Regions from separate parts of the Homo sapiens genome. Here region 2 is linked to region 1. The links are chromatin loops, found by intact Hi-C in ENCODE. Cell type or tissue: MCF 10A. All regions are shown on one strand. Links, peaks and the distances in the headings refer to the core of each region. The heading gives the core; the rest is flanking DNA.

What was found. Hi-C counts contacts between places; a loop is a spot of excess contacts. Peaks named below come from ENCODE experiments on the same cell type or tissue, not always from the same donor. Only the 100,000 strongest peaks of a DNase experiment are listed, where the experiment ranks them.
Region 2: it touches region 1 in a loop (9-fold over the local background); 9 of 110 quality-filtered maps call a loop at or near these places.

Annotation. Positions count from the first base shown.
Region 1 is chr5:64,138,361-64,148,906 of GRCh38, forward strand. No RefSeq gene overlaps it. Among named protein-coding and RNA genes, the nearest start is that of RNF180, 22 kb to the right of the region's middle. In MCF 10A, for the core only: a CTCF peak has its summit at 9,668 (motif pointing right); a DNase peak (open chromatin) is centred at 6,671.
Region 2 is chr5:64,068,584-64,079,129 of GRCh38, forward strand. No RefSeq gene overlaps it. Among named protein-coding and RNA genes, the nearest start is that of RNF180, 92 kb to the right of the region's middle. In MCF 10A, for the core only: a CTCF peak has its summit at 6,149 (motif pointing right); no DNase peak of the experiment used is centred there.

The sequences.
Region 1 (10,546 bases), core at 1,688-9,687:
TTTTAAAAAGGCTCAAAGAACTAAAGGAAGATATGGAGAAAGTCAAGAAAATTATGTATGAACATAATTTAAATATAAATAGAGAGACAAACACCTAAAAAGAAACCAAAAAGAAAATACTTGAAAAATACAACAAATGAAATTATTAAATTATTAGAGGTATTTAAAGGTAGATTTGAGCAGGTAGAAGAAAGAATCAATGTACTTGAAGATAGGACAATGGAAATGATCAAGCCTGAGCAGCATGAAGAGGAAAGGTTGAAGAAAAGTGAACAGAGCCTAAGGAACATGTGGAACACCATGAAGTGGACCACTATTTGCACTGGGGAACTGGAGAAGAAGAAAGAGAAAAAGAGGCAGAGAGAATATTTGAATAAAATTTGACCAAAACTTTCCAAACATGATGAAAGTCATGAATATAAACACACAAGAGGCTTGATGAACTCTAAGCAGAGTTAACTCAAAGAGACCCACACTGAGGTACATACTCAAACTGTTGAAGGCCAAGGACAAAGACAGGATTTTTAAACCAACAAGAGAAGTGACTCACCATATACAAGGGATCCTCAATAAAATTATCAGCAAATTTCTCATCATACACTTTGGTGGCCAGAAGGCAGCAGACTGATACATTCAAAGTGCTAGAAAAAAAAACAAAAACCATCAACCAAAAATATTATATCTGGCAAAACTGTATTTCAAAATGAAAGAGAAATGAAGATATTCTCAGATAAACAAAAGCTGAGGGAGTTTATTATCACTAGCCCAGCCCTTCAAAAAATGCTAATAGGAGTCCTGCAGCTTTAAATAAAAGGATAGTAGACAGAACTCAAAGCTTTATGAAGAAAGATCTCAGTAAATGTAAATACACTGGCAATTATAAAAACTAGTATTATAACAATAGTGCATAATTATTTGTTTTCTACATGATTTAAGAGACATTTAAAAAAATAATTATTAGCCTAAAAATTAGTACTATTATTACTTTGGTTTGTAATCCCACATTTTGTTTTGTACATAATTTAAGAGACTAAAACATTTAATAGAATTATTAGCTTATATTTGGGAGCACATATAGAGAAAGGTGCAATTCTGTCACATTAACAACTCAGAAGGGTGGAGACAGCTCTTAAATAAGCAGTTTTTGTAAGGCATTGAAGTTAAGCTGGGATAAATTCAAAGTAGGGGGTCATAAAATTAGGATCTTAAGTACAATCCTCATGACAACCACAAAGAAAATGCTATCGAATATATAAAAAAGAAAATGAGAAATTATTTTAAATATCTCACTACAAAAAACATCAGCTAAACAATAAAGATAGTAATGCAGAAAATGAGGGACAAGAAAACAAATACCAAAATGACAGAAGTAAGTTCCTTCTTACTTAAATATTACTGGATTGAACTCCCCAATCAAAAGACAGAGATTGAAGTAATATATTTTTTAAATGTGATTCAACTATATGCTGTGTACAGTAGACTCACTTTTTATCTAAAGATACAAATAGGTTGAAAGTTAAAGTATAGAAAACAATATTCCATGCAAATAGCAATCAGAACAAAGGAGATGTGCCTATACCAGTGCCAGACAAAATAAACTTTATGTTCAAAGTATTACAAAAGACAAAGAAGGACATTATATATTCATAAAAGATTCAAAATAGCAAGATGAAATAATTAGCATTTATACGCCTAATAACAGACCATACATTATATGAAGAAAAAATTAACAAAACTGAAGAGATTAATTGACAGTCTACAATAAATAGTTGGAGATTTAAATATCCCACTCTCAATAATAGAAAAACCAGACAGGAGACAAGGAAATAGAAAAATTGAATGACGCAATAAACCAACTAAATCTAACAGACATATACAGAACATTCTTCTCAACAATAACAGAATATACATTCTTCTTAAGTGCACATAATAGATTTTCCAAAATCGACTATATGTTAGGTCACAAATTAAGTCTCAATAGATTTTAAAAGATAGATATCATATAAAGCATCTTCTCTGACCATGACAGGATGAAATTGGAAATCAATAACAGAAGAAAACTGAAAAATGTATAAATTTTTAGAAATTAACATACTCTTAACCAATCAATGAAAAAGAAATCACAAGGAAAATTAGAAAATACTTAAAGATTAATGAAAACAGGTTGGGTGCAGGTGGCTCATGCTTGTAATCCCACCACCTTGGGAGGCCAAGGCAGGCAGATCATTTGAGCTCAGGAGTTCAAGAACAGCCTGCTCAACATGGTGAAACCCTATCTCTACTAAAAAAACAAAAATTAGCTGAGCATGGTGGCACATGCCGGTAATCTCAGCTACTCAGGATATAAACACACTAAAATCAATCACATTTCTATACACTGATGATGAACAATCGGAAAAGAAAATTAAGAAACAATTCAATTTAAAATAATATCTGTCTTAGTGTATTCCTGCTGCTATAACAAAATACCTGAGACTGGGTAATTTATAAATAACATGCATTCATTTTCTCATATTTCTGCAGCCTGAGAAGTCCTAGATCAAAACACCAGAAAATTCAATGTCTAGTGAGGGCAGCTATCTACTTCCAGGATGGTGCCTTTTGCTACATCTTCACATGGCAGAAGGGGCAAACAGCTCCCTCACACCTCTTTTATAAGAGTGCTAAGTCATGAGGATGGCACTCATGACCTAATCATCTCCTAAGGACCCCACCTCTTAATACTATCACATTGGCAAGAAAGTTTCAACATGAATATGTGTGTATGGGGGAGACACATTCAGACCACAGCAGCATTATAAATAATAAAATACTTGGGAATTAACCAATGAGACGTAAGACTTGTACAGTGAAAACTCTTTTTAAAAATTCTGAAATAAAGAAGACAAAAATAAATGGAAAGACATCTTTTGTTCATGGACTGGAAGGCTTAGTATTGTTAAGATCTCAATACTACCCAAAGCAATCTACATATTTAATTCAATCACTATCAAAATCCCAATGACCTTTTTTACAGAAATAAGAAAACCCATCCTAAAACTCATAACTATATGAGTTAGTATCTGAAAGGACCCCAAATAGCCAAAACACTCCAGGAAAAGAAGAACAAAGCTAGAGGAATCACACCTCCTCATTTCAAAATTTATTACAATGCTACAGCAATCAAAGCAGTGTAGACCTGGCATAAAGACAGACATAGACTATTGGAATAGAATACAGAGTCTAGATAACAAACCTTTACATGTATACTCAAATTATTTTCGACAGAAATGTCAAGACCACTTAATGGAGAAAAGTCCATTTTTTCAACAAATGGTGTTGGCTAAACTAGATATCCTCATGCCAAAAAATGAAGTTGGACCCTTACCTAACACCATATATTAAAAAAAACTAAAAATGCATCAATGACTATATTAGCCTGTTCCCACATTACTATAAGGAAATACCTGAGACTGGGTAATTTATAACAAAAAGAGGTTTAATTGACTCACAGTTCTGCATGGCTGGGAAGGCCTCAGGAAACTTACAAACATGGCAGAAGGCACCTCTTCACAAGGTGGCAGGAGAGAAAATGAGTGCAGCAGGGGAAACGCCAGATGCTTATAAAACCATGAGATCTCGTGAGAACTCACTATCACCAGAGCAGCATGGGGGAAACTGCCCACATGATTCAATTTTGTCTCACCAGTTTCCTCTCGCAACACATAGAGATTATGGGGATTACAATTCAAGATGAGATTTGGGTGGGTACACAGCCAAATCATATCAATGATCTAAATGTGAGAACTAAAACCCTTAGAACAAAACACAGGGCAAATGCTTCATGACGTTGAATTTGACAATTATTTCTTAGATATGACACCAAAGGCACAGGTAACAAAAGAAAAAAAATTGGACATCATAAATTTAAAAATGTTTGTACACCAAAAGACATTATCAATAAAATAGAGTGTCAACCTACAGAATGGGAGAAAATATTTGCAAGAAGACATTTGCAAATTGCATATCTTTTAAGGGATTAGTATCCAGAATACATAGAGAATTTCTTAAATTTAACAACAGAAAACTATCTGATTCAAAAATGGGCACAGGACTTCAATAGACATTTCTCCAAAGAAGACATACAAATAGCCAATAAGCACATGAAAAGATGCTCAATATCACTAGGAAAATTCAAATCAAAACTACAATAAGATACTACCTCACACCCATTAGGATGGCTGCTAACAGGAAAAAAAAAATAAGTGTTGGTAAAGATGTGGAGAAATTGGAACACTTGTGTACTGTTAGTGGGAACATAAACTAGTACAGCCACTGTGGGAAACAGTAAAGCAATTTCTCAAAAAATTAAAAATAGATTTACCATATGATCCAGCAATTCCAGTTCTGAATATGTACTTAAAATAATTGAAAACAAGGTTTCAAAAGGGTATTTGTATATCCATGCACATAGCATTATTCACAATAGCTAAAATATGGTGTTAAAGCAAACTAAATATGGCCTGAGAAGGACTTTGTACTTCTATATTTGAGTCCTTGTGGACGAACTGCAACCTAACTTAGCGGGTAGACAAGATTGAAACCCTGACTTAGGAGTATGCACCCATAACAGTGGTTGAGTCTTGGCCAATCCTAACAGCCATACTTCAACCAGTAATACACTGCTGAGTGTTCAAATTGTGTTCAAATGAGGTAAATGGCAATCTGTAACCAATCCAGCTGTTTCTGTACCTCACCTCTGATTTCTGTACATCACTTCTCTTTTTTTGTCTATAAATTTGTTCTGACCACAAGGCAACCCTGGGGTCTCTCTGAATCTGCTGTGATTCTGGGGACTGCCCAATTTGTGAATCATTCATTGCTCAATTAAACTTCTTTAAATTTAATTCAGCTGAAGTTTTTCTTTTAACAATGGAAGCAACCCAAGTATAATACACACACACATTATACACACCACACACACACATTATACACACCACACACACAAATATTTCAACCTTAAAAAGGAAGGAAATTCTGGCATATGCTACAATGTGGATGAACCTTGAGGACATTATGCTAAATAAAATATGCCAGTTACTAAAACACAAATATTATATGATTCTACTTATCTGAGGTATTTTGAATAGTCAAAATCATTAAAAAAACCAGAAAGTAGAATGATGGTTTCCAGGGCCTTGGAGTAGGAGAAAAACAGGAGTTATTGTTTAATGGGTATGTAGTTTCAGTTTTGCAAGTTAAAAAGAGTTCTGGAGATAGATGCTGGTGATGACTGCCCAACAATATGAACATACTTAATACTACTGCCCTGTACACTTAAAATGGTTAAGATGGTAAATTTTATGTTATGTGTATTTTATCACAATAAGAAAAATTGGGAGAAACAGGAAGTTATGGAAAGGTTGATTTGAGATCAATAATACTTTCTAATACTTAAAGGGCATGTAAATGGAATGGATGACCTTTTAAGATGGCATGATGAGATCTCACAAACTGAAAATATTATAGCAAAAACTGGAAAGCCATTTATTGAGGATTTTATGGTAGAGAGTAATCTTTTATTATTCAGAATATTGTATTAGATTACTTTTAACTTCTTGGATGGAAGAAGACATGATTTTCGATAACCATAGAGGTGAGCCAGAGTTCAACATACTTGGAGATAAAATAAATTAGATGCACTCTTACCCCACTGAGTAAATAATGCAGCAAATACACTTTCACTATTAAGAGTTATAGTAAGAGTCACATTGTTTAAATCATTAAGCCTTTATTTCACCAAAAAATATTACTTCTCCATTTAATATGAAGATATTTTCCAATACCTTGAAGTATAAACCTTTTGATTTAGTTTTTACAGTATCACCTGAAAACACTGCTATGCACAGCAATAATAGTGTGGGCTCATGAAACCAAATTATAGGTAAAAACAAGCTTAAAGAAGGGATTGAGTCTGTGTGATAGCATTTTTCGGAGGCTCTGGAGCCCCCAGAATAGATTTTTCCAAGATTTTCATCATGAATAACAAAATATATATAAATACCTCTAATGTGAAAGAGACAGGGCTAGAATATCTGAGAACTGGAAATGGACTGAAGGAGGACCTATCTACATGGGTGATTATTCTTTAACATTCCTGCTGTATCATTCATGTTCCTGGAAGGAAACAGAAGCCACACCCAAAAGGGCTTTGGGGAAGAAACTTAAATGAAGGTCCTATTTATAGAGGTGTGAGTAGTGTGATTATTATAGCTCCACGCTATTATCACCCTTAGTCCTGAAGCAGCAAAGAAGATGTGCCATCTGCCAGGAGCTGTGGCTGTCAAGTAATGCAGGACTGCCACACTATGCTTTAGTCATGGAGGGAGAGAGAGGAGAAAAGATCTCAACCTCTTTTTCCTTCCACCCTCTGATCACCAGCCAATGCTTGCAGAATCCAACTAGAAGCCATAGGACAGAGAACCCAGTTAATGGTCTGTAGACATCAGCCTTTCAGGGTACAGAACCCAACATAGAACACAGAAACATTTCAGAGAATAAATTCAGGAGAGTGTGGTGGCAAATTGAGAAGAACCAAAACACTGGGACCTCAGAGAAGAATCCAGTAGCTGGAACAGGGAGATTCATCCACATTGTAGCATATGCCTGTGCTGACACATTAAGTAGGCACTATGCTTTGGCACCCATACACTCAGTTGTGAGTCACCCTTTCATTCCTTTTTTTCTCACATCCAGTTGTATTTACTTCATAGCATATCATTATATGAAATTACCATTCTTTTTTGTTTGTTTAAAGTTTATTACCTGTCATCTCTTCACTAAAGAGTATGCTCCATGAGACAAGAACTTTATTGGACACACTACTTTGTCTCTAGCACTCAAAACAATTGGCACATAGGAAATATTTAGTAGACACTTCTTTAAAGATCTTTTGCCTAAGTAGAAGTTTGAATGGCTGTCATTTTCTATCTGAACTTCTTGGAACAGGGAGGCTCCACAACACTTCCCTATATGGAAAATTATTTAACAGCTAAATAAAGATTTATAAAGTAATAGCTAATGAAAATGACATTTAAACTGGATTGGAACAAAACACATAAAGGACCAAAATTCCTGGGCAAACGTTTGCTTAGATATAGGCCTGGGGTTAAGCCAAGGAAAATCACTGGAATAATTCTTGATAAAAAGATTTGACCCATACCAGAATGACACAGTAAATCTCCCGAATAGATTTTCATTCCAAACTAGTACAAGAAGCCAGAAAGCCTCAATACGAATAAACTTCCAAACAGCCCTTTGATGTGAGGCTTGCCAAAGAGCAGCAGTGAGGAATGAAGTCCGACAGCTCAGAATCTTCTTTGGCCAACTAAATTAATGTCAAACAAAATAAAAACCTAGGCAGCCATTTATATAGCCCAGAGAGGAATAGAGAACCCTTTTCTTGCTTTATTTGGAAGTATCTACAAATTAAGACACTTATAAATCATACAGTTTTAATTTATTCAACATAAAAGTGACCCAAATGAAAAGTCCATTATTGTATTTAGCATAAGTGGTATTTATTTATCAAGCACATGCTGTTATAGTAACTGTGTCACCAAGCAGACGAAAAGAAGTAAAGTACAATCCCTGCCCTCTTGAGGATTACAATCCATGGCAGAAAAGATAATAATCTTTTTATTATCTTTTCTTTTATTGTCTTTTCTTATTATCTTTCTTTTATTATCTTTTCAGAAAGCTAATAATCAGTTTCATGACAAAGGCTATAAGAAAGGTATAAACAAGGCGTGATGAAAATACAGGAAAGGGAGGAGTAGGCACTGCCCAGAGATAAGGGCTTCGCAGAGGGAATGATATTTAAATTGAGTATTAAAGGGTATGTAGAAATATTTTTAGTTTAACAAGAGGATTTGGGAAGACATAACAAGCACACCATAACACTGCCAGTATTTGCAACTGTGCTTATTTGCAATTGTGCTCACTATTGTTGCTGCTAGCAGCTATTATAATTGTGATGAAATAAGGAGAAAAAAACAGGTAAATTTAATTCATAACAGATACAGTCATGCCACATGAAAAACAGATAAATACAGCTTGAGCCATATGTTTTACAACAGTTCAAATAGAGAAAAGTAATAGGACAATAAAGTCATCACATGGCAAAATGGGCATTTAAATCTCTAAGCTGCACTGAAGTCAGAACCATGTTCAGGTTGCAAGTGATAAGAACTTCTGCCACATTGAATTGATGTTCTTAATCTGACCTCATCCAATTTCATGACTCTAAGTACCATCTATAGGGTGTGTCGCCAAACATTGTATCACCGCCCTAGTTTTCTCCTCTGATCTCCTCTTTGGTATATGTGCAACAGGCATCTCAAAGTAAACATTTCCAAATAATAACTCTTGTTCTCTCTACCTTCACTCATCCAGCCTGCCCTTCCCACAGACTTCTCCATCTCAGTAAATGACTTCAGCTATTAAATTTCTCAGCTACCCAGTTACCCTTCAGTGCTCTCTTTTATACCCCTCATTCAATCCATCAGCAAATCTTCTATCTTCAAAATGTACCCAGAACTGGACCATATCTCACCACTTCCATTTTACCATGCTGGTCCAAGTCATTGTTACTCCTTGCCTCCTAATATGTCTCTCTGCTCATCCCTTGCCACAACTATAGTTTATTATTCATGCAATCTTCAGAGTGATCAATGTAAATATGCATTGCCACATCTCCCCTCTATTCAAAAGTCTCCAATAGTTTCCAGTCTGATTCAGATATATTTGTCTCTGTATGTCTGTGTGTTTGCCCCTGTCTCTGTGACTCTGTACATATGTCTCTGTATTTGTGTGTCTCTATTCTCTGTATATGTCTGTGTGTGTGTGTGTGTCTCTGTCTGTGTCTGTGTCTATGACTGTACATATGTATCTGTGTGTGTCTGTCTCTATTCTCTGCATTTGTCTCTGTGTGTGTCTCTGTTTATGTATCTGTGTGTCTTTATGTGACTCTGCATGTATGTGTGTGTCTCTATGTGTATGTCTCTATGTGTATCTCTGTGTATCCCTGTGTCTGTGTATACATACATATATGTATGGGTATATGTATGTACACATGTATACCTATGTATAAAATTGCCCATCTGGCCCTGTGTGCTCTGCCCCCTCCTGTCCACACTCACCTTTCTGGCCTATGCCCTACTCTCCCTCTCAGTCACTCTGCTGCAGTGCGGCAGCCACACGGCCTCCTTGATGTTCCTCAAACATTCCAACAGGCTGTTGCCTCAGTGTTTACTGTTCTCTTTGCCACTTCCTTCATGTGCTTTACATCTCAGGGAGGTCTTCCCTGGCCTTATCTAAAATTTAAATGCCCCTTCCCCCACTCCATATCTCCATTCCAAGCTATATTGCTTGTGTAATCTTGGATTTACCTTTTCCTGTTATGTATGTCTTGTATGTCTCCTCCCGACTGTTCAATGAGGGCACAGATTTCTGTCTGTTTCACTCACCGCTGTATCTGCAGTGCCTCGTATTTCTTCCACAAAGGATCTTCTCAATAAATGGTACTTAATTTTTTAAATGCAGCTTTTCATTACACACTAGCAACTGGAAAGGCATGCAATTCTATTTCCAAAATTCATTAAACAAACGTGGTAAACATTCAGGCCAGAAGGCGGCAGCAAAGCTTCATCAGCCCAGCAACCGGCCATCATGCTGGGTCAGCAATTCAGAGGCGCAACTAATGGAAAATTAGGCAGAACAGCTTTTCACCAGGGAGTCTGAGCTGAAGGAGGTGAGGCCAGAGAACTGAGCTGGTTAGGACTGCACCCTGGCCAAAGAGCAGGGAGACAGATAGGAAGAGAGAGAAAGGCAAGGCTTGTCCAGGAGAATGAGACCCACATTAGGGGCTCACAGAATGAACATTCAGGTTGTCAGGGAACTTAATCAGGTGCCAGAAAATTTGGCATATTATCTCAGCAAACTCAGGTAAACCTTTTGGCGATGTCCACAGGGAGGTTCCCTTTCAGATAACAAGTCTATTTATCACTGTAGCTAGAATCTGGGAGCCAAAATATACCTACCCCTATTAAGACAGGAGAATTATGCCAGTCCCAACAAGTGTGTCACCAAGCCGACAAAAATAAGTAAAGTACAATCCCTAGCCTCTTGAGGATTACAATCCACGGCAGAAAAGATATGAAAGCTAATAATTAGCTTTCCCTGAGGGCCATGTTTCTTTTCACAATTGCAGTGCCACATCTCATACTTTGTTAAAGAAAAATAAAGATGGCAAGTGCTTAGGTCTAGGCTGCTGCAGAAGAAAACCAGATGTAGGAGGAACTGTGACTCTGCCTCTCATGCAGGCCTGAATCTGGAGTGTGGTCCTCCTGTGGGGTTGCACTTACTCTGGATTTTTCCAGAAAGACTGTCTATAGGTGCCTGCATGCTGTGTTCCTGTGAGGGAAGCCCCAGCTGTGTCTGTGGTGGAGTGCCAGAGGGGAAAAAGGACCCCTTCTCCAAGCCCTTTCACCATCACGGAGGCTGCCTG
Region 2 (10,546 bases), core at 1,286-9,285, 70 kb before region 1:
TCATGATCTGCCTGCCTCAGCCTCCCAAAGTTTAAGCTAGGTGGGAGCTACATAGTTGTTATATAATTATTCCCTATATTTCTTCAGTATACAAAGTGATACTAATTTTACTTATAAACATTGATGCAAAAATTCTAAATAAAATATTAACAAATTAAATCCACGAGTATATAAAAAGAATAATATACCATGAAAAAGTGTTTATTATATCCATCAGTATAATTTGTTACATCAACATGTAACTGTGTATTTAAAGAAAAATGACCACTCACAGAGTTTATTCCAGTAATGTAAGGCTGAATCAACAGCAGGAAATCCAGTAACATAATTCATGGCACCAAAGAAAAGACAAATCCTATATGATTGTATATTGAAAACGTTATTTGATAACATTCAAAGGTTAAATGGATATAGAAAAACTAAACGTACTATTTTAGAAAGCTGTTTGCTCCTCCAAAAGAGAAGTTTTATCTCCTTGAAGTCTGGGTATTTGGTAAAAAATCAAGAAGTTTAAAAAATTATATATTTACCAAAAAAACAAGAGCCAACATTACACTAAAAACAAAATGTTAAAATCAAGAATAAATCAGAAACAACCTTATTGCCATTATTTTTTAATGTGGTTTTAGAAGTTTTAAGCTAAAGCACTGAGACCAGAGTTGAAATAATCAATTCATATAAGTAAGAAATAAAAAACAAGATCCTACATCCCCAACCAAGTGAACAGATCCTCTCTTGGCCAAGGGGACCCCAGGGAAAGCTTGGAAGCTGTGTTCCCAGCAGCCATGACAGGCTGGGAGGTCAGACAGCCTGATTAAACAAACAACTGACCAAGAGATTACTGGATATGGTTTTTAGCACAATATCACATATATCTCTTAGTGATTGTGTTAGCCAATTTGAGTGTTGATTTAGAGATAGATCTGCTCTCTCATCTAGGAGATTTGCAGAGTAGATGATACAAAGCCAATATGGTAGCTCTGTGACATCCTGATGGGAGTACAGGACAAAAGGCACCTCCCTCAGCTATCTGTCCCCACTTTAAAAGAAATCTGTAAAAGTCCCACCCAACAATTCTATTTGCATTTCACTGACTAGATCTGAGTCACTTGGCCATACATATCTGAAAGCAAGGGAAAAAAATGTAATTTTCTATTATAGCTGGCCTCACTGCTACCCCAGGCAAAATTAAGGTTCTGTTGGTAAGGAAGAAAGGAATACAAGACATTGGCTAGGCAACTTGAAGTCTGCCATTCTACTGTAATAAATATAGCACAGTATTAGCATAGCAACAGAGAAATAGCTGGGTAGAACAGAGTAGCAGTCTTGAAATAGATACAAGTATATATGGGAATCAAATTAGATATTATATGTCAGCTTAGAGGGGAAAGATGTTTTGTTTAATACATAAATGGTGCTGGCATAATTGGCCGCTCTGGAGGAAAACAAAGTTAAACACCCATTTTACATAACATATAAAAATAAATTACTAATAGATTTGAAATTTAAATGCAAAAAATAAACATGAAGAAAATTTAGAAAATAAATAATTTTAGAGTGGGAAATGCTTCCTAAGCAGAAAAGGATATGTAAGCATTACACAATTTGAATCCATGAAAATGGAAAATCTATATGGAAAAAGAGGCCATAGACAAACTCTAAAGATGATCAATAGATTTGAAAAAAATAACACATGTGAGAAACACAGGGTTAGTATTTCTAAAGTATCCAAAGCTCCTGCAAAATTTTAAGAAAATCACAAACAACAACATATAAAAATAAGCAAGGAATTAAAAACAGACAACTCATGTAAGAAGAAATTCAAATGGCCAATAAATACATGTAGAAGGAAACATCAGCTGAAAACTAGATGTCAGGGAGATGAAAGGTAAATAAATGAGATGTATTTTCTACCCTGCAGATTAGTCTTGATTAAAGTATGCAAAATCATTTCATGTTGGTGAGGCAGCAGACATTCTCAATATAGCTCATGGGGCTAAAGAGCCATGTATTTTCTTTTTGGGAAGCAATATAGAAAAACCTATTAAAACTATACATATATATATATATATACTCTTTGAGCAAGCATGCTCACTTTTGAAAACCTCTAACAGTTAAAACATCAGTATAGAAGAATATGTTAGAAGATAACACATAGAAATTCCAAGGTTGCTCATAGTGGCAAAAACTGAAAACAATGTGAATGTTAACAGGCACATTGTAAAATAAATGTCATTACCTCCATATTATAAATTATCATGCAACAGCTAAAAAGTGCATGAGATTGAAAAAAAAGTCAGGTTTCAGAGTAAGATATATAAACTATTCCCATTATGGTTTAAAAAAAGGAAGGAAACTCATCCCACAATTGTATATGTGTTTGGTGTATTTGTCCAGACATGATGAATGATGGGGAAGGACACAAATCATATTGTTTACAGCAAAGATTTCAAAGGAGTGGAGCTAGAGATAGGATACAAGGCAGAAAAGTTATTTTGTGTATTCATCTTTGGCCCCTTACTTTCTTCAATGGACATGTATTACTTTTGGGATTTAAAAATTAATTGTGGTTTGACTGCCCATGTCACCAAAGTAATGAAGTTTTGTCAAATAATAATTTTAGTTTTTCCTACAGAAAGAGCTAAACAGATTTTTTTCACCCAACATTTGTACCCTAAAATTGGTTTTACAGGTTGAATTATGTCCCTCCAAAAATATATGTTGAAGTCCTAACCCGCAGTACCTCAGCATGTGTCTTTATTTAGAAATTGGGTCATTGCAAGCATAATTAAGATGAGGTCATATTGGAGAAGGGTGGGCCCCTAATCCAATATCACTAGTGCCTTTATTGGAAGATAGCCGTGTAAAGAAAGAAAGGAAAACTGAAAGAATGGCATGTGGAGATGGAGGCAGAGACTGGAATGATGTCAACTGGTGTTCCTATGAGTCAAGCAACACCAAGGATTGCTAGCCATCACCAGAAGCCATGGAACATAGATTCTCCCTCTTAGAACCCTCAGGAAAAATTAACCCTGCTGACACCTTGATTTTGAATGTCCAGCATCCAGAATTGTGAAAGAATAAATTTCTGTTATTTTAAGCCACCTGGTTTGTGGTATTGTTATGGTAGCCCTAAGAAATGAATACAATGGGTAAATCTGTTTCTTAACTACCAGCATATTTCAATGCATATGAGAAGCATAATCAATGGATTTTCTTTACATTCAAGGAATATAAGTTGTTTCTAGAAACAAAGATTCTCAGTGGCTTGCTTTGAAAATTCTTATTAGAAACTCTATATAAGACAGTTCTAACTTCATTTTCAGCTCATATAAGAAAAAGAAAAGATCTTCAAGAAACATATTCCCAAAACAATGATTCTATAAGTTCAGCATCATATAATGTTACTATTTAAAATTATCTTAAAGACTGTATTCTAGTTTAGCTTAACTGGATAGAACTATTTAATGTGTACCCTCCCTCTACTGCTAGGCACTGTGATTGAGGCTTAGGATATAAGAATAAACAAGATAGATTCATTGATTTAGGATGCTTACAACCTAGTGGAGAACACAGTGCTATGGCAGGGATAAGAATAGTAGGAGATGGGAGAATGGCCACAGCAGAGGGTTGAAGTGAAAATTTTTAGGGAAGATTTCCTCTAAAGAAAGTAACATCTAGGCTGAAACTCAAAAAAAAAAAAAAAAAATAGAGACAAGCAAGTGAATGGGGACGCATTGAAGGGAAGTGTATTCTAAGTGCAGGGGTCAACATGTGCAACTACTAAATGATAGTTTAGCTACTAGAGGTTACAGTGCATAGCCCACTACAGGAATGTCATTTCACAGTGGTGAGAACACAGAGTGTGCTGGAAGACATAGTGAGTTAAGGCTGAAAATTAATTGCAACTTTGTAAACTGTGTTAAAGATTTTAGACTTTATCCTGAGGGTGGCAGAGGGAACAAACCTGAGAAAAGTAATCCAGGCAAAAAAGGTTGGTGCTGGAACTAGGAAGTAACAGCAAGGACAGAAAATACTGAGTAGATGAAAATAGGGTTGGAAAATAGAATTGGTTTGATAATTGAATGGGAGAGTGTGGAAAAGGGAAGGATGAAGGTCAGCTTTTTGGCTAGGGCATCAGGATGAATACTGAAGCCATTTCCAGGAAAGATGTATAAAGTATGAGGGCTGGAGGATGAGGTCAGACATCCCTGAAAAACAATCGAACATCTGGCAGAGAAGGAGACTTAAAAGACATGAAGAAGAGAGTGCCGGAGAGAAAAGAGGAAACCCAGAAAGATATTGCACTTGAAAACTGGAGACACAATGTTCCAGGAAAAAGTGAATGGTCCACAGTATAGATTGTTTTCAAAAGGTCCATTAAATAAGAATTGAGCATGTTTATTGGATTTAGCAAGAAAATGTTGGCTAGTCACCCTAGCAAGAGCAGTTTTAATGGAGTAGTAGGAATAGAAATCAGATTGTTGTGGGCTGAATAGTGAAAAGGAGGGGAAACCAAGAAACAGAAGCTTCAGTTTTAGCAAAGAGGAAAAGCAGCTAGGTTCTGATTGCAAGAGGCTAAGTAAGTTTGTAGATTGCTGGTAGATCAAGTTTGGTGGCTCCCTTTACATGGGGGGAAACCAAGTTACAGAGAAATGATAGCAAATGTTTATCTCTAAAGAGGTATATCAGTTATCATGTTGCATTGAAATTTTAGTACTTCCTTTATACTTTTTTGCATTTCATGTTATTGTATTTTTATAAATTTAAGGAGTACAGGTGCCATTTTGTTACGTGGATATATTACATGGGGTAAAGTCTGGGCTTTTAGTGTAACCATCACCTGAATAATTCATATTGTAGCCATTAAGTAATTTCTCATCTCTCAGGCCCCTCCCACCCTTCCTCCCTTCATGTCCAATGTGTATTATTCCACAGTCTATGTCCATGTATACACATTATTTAGCTCCCACTTATAAGTGAGAACACGTGGTATTTAACTTTCGGTGTCTGAGTTGTTTCACTTAATATAATGGCCTCCAGTTCCATGTACGTTGCTGCAAAAGATATGATTTTATTCTTTTTTTATGACTGAATAGTATTCCATTGTTGATATCTGCCACATTTTAAATTCAATCATCCATTGATGGACACTCAAGTTGATTGCATATCTTTGCTATTATGAATAGTGCTGCAATAAACATACAAGTACAGGTATCTTTTTGATATAATGGTTTCTTTTCCTTTAGGTAGATACCCAGTAGTGGGATTGCTAGATAGAATGCTAGTTCTATTTTTAGTTCTTTGAGAAACCCCCCTACTGTTTTCCATAGAGGTTGTACTAGTTGACATTCCCACCAACAGTGTGTAAGCATTCCCTTTTCTCTGCATCCTTGCCAACATCTGTTAATTTTTTGTCTTTTAAATATGTGCTTCCTTTATGTTGTAAAAATATTATTGTATGGACCAATGAGTCAGTCAAGGTTATGTATTAAGTATATTTTTTGAAGTATATACTTTCCTTTCAAAGAATTTGAATTCCAAGGAAGGAAAAAAGACAAAATGTTCCACACCCAAAAGTGACAGAAGCAGGTCTCCAAATTGTACAGGGAAGGTTATAAGATACTAAACAGTGCCTAAAATGAAATGAAGGCTATCAGGTTCTATAAATGTCTGGTGTGTGTTATCCGAAATCAAGTAGGAATAGTCTACAATTCAAACTAATAATAAAAACACATGCCAGGTGCAGTGGCTCACGCCTATAATCCCAGCTGTTTGAGAGGCCTAAGTAGGAGGATCTCTTGAGCCCAGGAGTGTGAGAACTGCCTTGGCAACATAGATCTCATCTCTACAAAAAAAAAAAAAAAAATATATATATATATATATATATATATATATATATATATATATATATATATATAGCTGAGCTTGGTGGTGTGTGCCTATGGTCCCACATACTTAGGAGGCTGAGATGGGAGGACTGCTTGAGCCCAGGAGGTCAAGGCTGCAGTGACCCTGGGTGACAGAGTAAGACCCTGTCTCAAAATAATAATAATAACAATAACAACAACAATAATAAACCTGATATGGTGTTTCCTGCTTTCAAAGGCTTTTGGGGGCAATCTCCTAAAGTACCAGCAGGTGGGGATATTACAAAAGAGGACGGCAATCACAACAGTGACTTGTTGTCATCACCAACATACAGGAATGAGATGTTAACAGATCAGCAATGGTGGTACCTCCTAAGCATACCTCCAAGTACGCTCCAGGAAATATGACCTTCCTCACTATCCCTAAGAAAAGAGGTTTCCTTTTCTTTGAAATATGTGATACAGTGATTGAGTTGAGTGAAACAATTATTAGTGTGTTTTGGTTTCCCTCATCTCAAATTTTGGAAATGTGGTTACATCATTTTTATAATTAATAATATATGTATAAATTAAGAGGATACAAATGCAATCAGTTACCCCCAAACACACTGTACTTCCAGAGATTAGTTTTAAAATAAAATATGTATTGGCTGGGCTTGGTGGCTCACGCCTGTAATCCCAGCACTTTGGGAAGCTGAGGCGGGCAGATCACTTGAGGCCAGGAGTTCGAGACCAGCCTGGCCAACATAGTGAGACCCTGTCTCTACTAAAAATACAAAAAATTAGCTGAGCATGGTGATGCATGCCTGAAATCCCAGCTATTCAGGAGGCTGAGGCAGGATAATTGCTTGAACCCAGGAGGTGGATGTTGCAGTGAGCCAAGATCATGCCACTGCACTCCAGCCTGGGCGACAGAGCAAGACCCTGTCTCAAATATATATATATCAATATAAATATTTTATTAAATATATATCTTATCAAATATATATATCTTATCAAATATATATATATATACACACACACACATATATATATTTTTTAAGGTAAATTCTGGTGTTTCCAATCTGTGGGATTAGAATTGTTCATAGATGTATGGCATCTATAACAACAAACTTCTACAGGGATGTTTAGGAGGGATTTTTTGTTTAATTTTGTTTTGTTAGTTGTTTGTTGCCTTGCCTAATAGTTCCTATATAATTTCATGTTAAATATAATTGCACTTGGCTGTCTAAGAGTTTGACGGGCTGATTTATAAACATAATTTCATTGGTTTGTTGATTGGTTGGATGGGTGGGTGTTTAGGGGCTTATAGATTGATATTTTTCTGAAATCAGTTTCTGGGTTTACAAGTAATATTTTGAATGTGCCAATTTTGTGTAACATTTTGAGGGAAGGATTTCTGGAACTACCCTAATTTAATGATAAATAGGCCTAGTAAATTATTGCCTGAAATTATTTTGTGTATGAAAAGGCAACTACCAGCAAAAGCATTCTAAAGACAAAAAAAAAAAACTAAGACTTTTTAGTGAATATAAACATGTACACATACATTTTGTAAAATCAAATTTATTTTATGGATTAACTTTCTACTGTCCCCCTTTATTTTAAGGGCACAATAATCATCTCCTGTTTAATACTTCTAAACCTGATTTTCTTAAGAATTGGCTCTTTCTCATCTTATAGACCTCAGGCCTTCTCATTAGGAGATTGCACAGAAAATGTAATCCTAGGAAAAGTAAAAAGACAGAGGATTTCATTCAACCATTGGGGTCTATTAAGAAATAAGTTTTTTTTTGGGAGGCCGAGGCAGGCGGATCTTGAGGTCAGGAGTTCAAGGCCAGCCTGGCCAACATAGTAAAACCCTGTCTCTACTGAAAATACAAAAAAAATTAGCCGGGCATGGTGGCAGGTGCCTGTAATCCCAGCTACTCAGGAGGCTGAGGCAGGAGAATTGCTTGAACCAGGAGGCGGAGGTTGCAGTGAGTGGAGATCGTGCTACTGCGCTCCAGCCTGGCTGACAGTGTAAAACTCTGTCTCAAATTTTAAAAAATAAAATAAAATAAAAATAAGTTTTTAAACTAAATACTGTTTTTATAAGAAGAGCAATGCCAAGCGCTAAAAGGTACAGCAGTTGAAAACCTTGCTAACTTTGTCTCTTGACAGCCTTTCATAGCATGGCTTATCTGATATGGTGTCTAACATTAAAAGTTCTTTGACCATACACAGAGTATGGAATGTCCATATTACAGGCAGTGGAGAAAAACATTGCTTGTGCACCCTGCAAACTTCTCTATCTGAAATGGGAGCACAGACTAATATCTGGGCCAGCCGTTGTTCAGCCTTGCTTGATCAAACATAGCAATTACGTGAAATTGGGGTAATGAGGCTGCTGCCAGCCAACCGGGGCATATTTTATTACATCTAGTTTTCAAAGAAGGTAGAATTAATATATCAAAGCAAATCAGTGTTTGAATATGGCTTTATTTTTTTTCTTATCTAAGAAGTTATTTTGGTCTTTTAGTCTCCTGTGATCTTTATTCTGAGCTACTGTCTACATTGTAAGCCCTGTCTCAGAAATTGTACCCACACTTTGTACAGGAGATACTGTTTCCTACTTTGAAGCCTCTATGAAAACCGTTAAGACCTGAGTAATGATGTTAAGTTCATGCTGACTCTCAGTGTCAAAGACAGGTTTAAAACAAGTTATCTTAAAGCCTGTGATTTTACCATTTACATTTCACTCTTTGGCATCTGTCAATGAATGTTTTCTTTCCAAACCAGAAGGGTAAAAAACGAAATTCCTTTTAAAAGATAAATTACCCCTTATATTCAATCTCACCAAAACTACAATGTTTGGCTTCTATTTGTCACCTGAAGAAGGCAGTTCCCTGGTATTTTCACCCTACGATTTAGCTGAAGCATTCGCACTTACGCACCGTATAGATAAAGCAAGTTCCTACAGAATTCAGGCAAAAGATTATTTCTTTGCCTCAATTTCATCAGATGAGTGCTTTGGACTATGGATTTTGAGGATATTACCACAAAATCATTTTCTAAACCACCTTATGTTCTGTTTAAATGTGCTTTAAATGTTATATTCCGTGGAAGTTTATAATCCCTTGAGGGGAGGTAACAATCAGAGTAGTCTAATTCTACATCATTTGATCGAGGGATTAACTACTTGTATCTTAAATACTAGATAATTGAACGGAAAGGAAAACTTGCAACCATTTAGAAGTCAGCTGGTCGGGAAACCACCGATGGAGAAATTACAGAGTGTGGAGAGGTTTCCATGAGTAGAAACAGCTGCAGTGCCTTTTTAACATCAGAACTGAATAATGCCCGGAAAAGTTTCATGTTATGCAATGTGAGGCATTATTTCTAACATTCTGAAATAGATCTTGTGGTTTGAATATTTGTGCAGGACCACATAGTAGTACAGTAAATGAATGGAGCATTAGAAAGGAAAACATAAATTATAATAGTAATTTCTGGCCGGGCGAGTTGGCTCACGCCTGTAATCCCAGCACTTTGGGAGGCCGAGGCGGGCGGATCACGAGGTCAGGAGATAGAGACCATCCTGGCTAACAAGGTGAAACCCCCGTCTCTACTAAAAATACAAAAAAAAATTAGCCGGGCGCAGTGGCGGGCGCCTGCAGTTCCAGCTACTTGGGAGGCTAAGGCCGAAGAATGGCGTGAACCCGGGAGGCGGAGCTTGCAGTGAGCCTAGACCGCGCCACTGCACCCCAGCCTGGGCGACAGAGCAAAACTCCGTCTAAAAAAAAAAAAAAAAAAGAAATTTCTAAAGCTTACATGTTACATGTTATTTGTCAGGGACTATTGTGAGCGTTTTACATATACATGTTTTAGTTCATTTAATTCCCACAAACACTCTTTTTTTTTTTGTTTTTGTTTGGTTGTTTTTTTCTTCTTTTTTTTTTTTTTTTTTTTTTTTTGAGATGTAGTCTTGCTCTGTCGCCCAGGCTGGAGTGCAGTGACGTGACCTCGGCTCACTGCAACCTCCGCCTCCCGGCTTCAAGGGATTCTTCTACCTCAAGCCTCCGGAGTAGCTGGGACTATAGGCTCGAGCGCCACCACTCCCAGCTAATTTTTGTATTTTTAATAGAGACCAGGTTTCATCATATTGGCCAGGCTGGTTTCGAATTTCTGACCTTGTGATCCGCCCGCCTTGGCCTCCCAAAGTGCTGGGATTACAGGCGTGAGCCACCGTGCCCGGCCCCACATTACTCTTACAAAATAATTTTATGCTCAGATGCAGTGGCTCACACCTGTAATCTCAGAACTTTGCGAGGCTGAGGTGGGCAGATCGCTTGAGCTCAAGAGTTTGAAACCAACCTGGGCAACATGGCAAAACCCCATCTCTACCAAAAAAACAAAAACTAGCCAGGCATGGTAGTATGACCTTGTAGTCCCAGCTACCAAGGAGCCTGAGGTGGGAAGATCACTGGAGCCCAGGAAGTTGAGTCTGCCATGAGCCATGATAGCACCAGTGCGCTCCAGCCTAGGCAACAGTGAGACCCTGTCTCAAAAATAATAACAATAACAATTTCTATTGTTACTTCAATTTCTTTCATTTTTTAAAATTTGACATATGATGTACACACAGAAAAATGAGTTTGGACAAATACAAGATATAGAATAAAACAATTCATCAT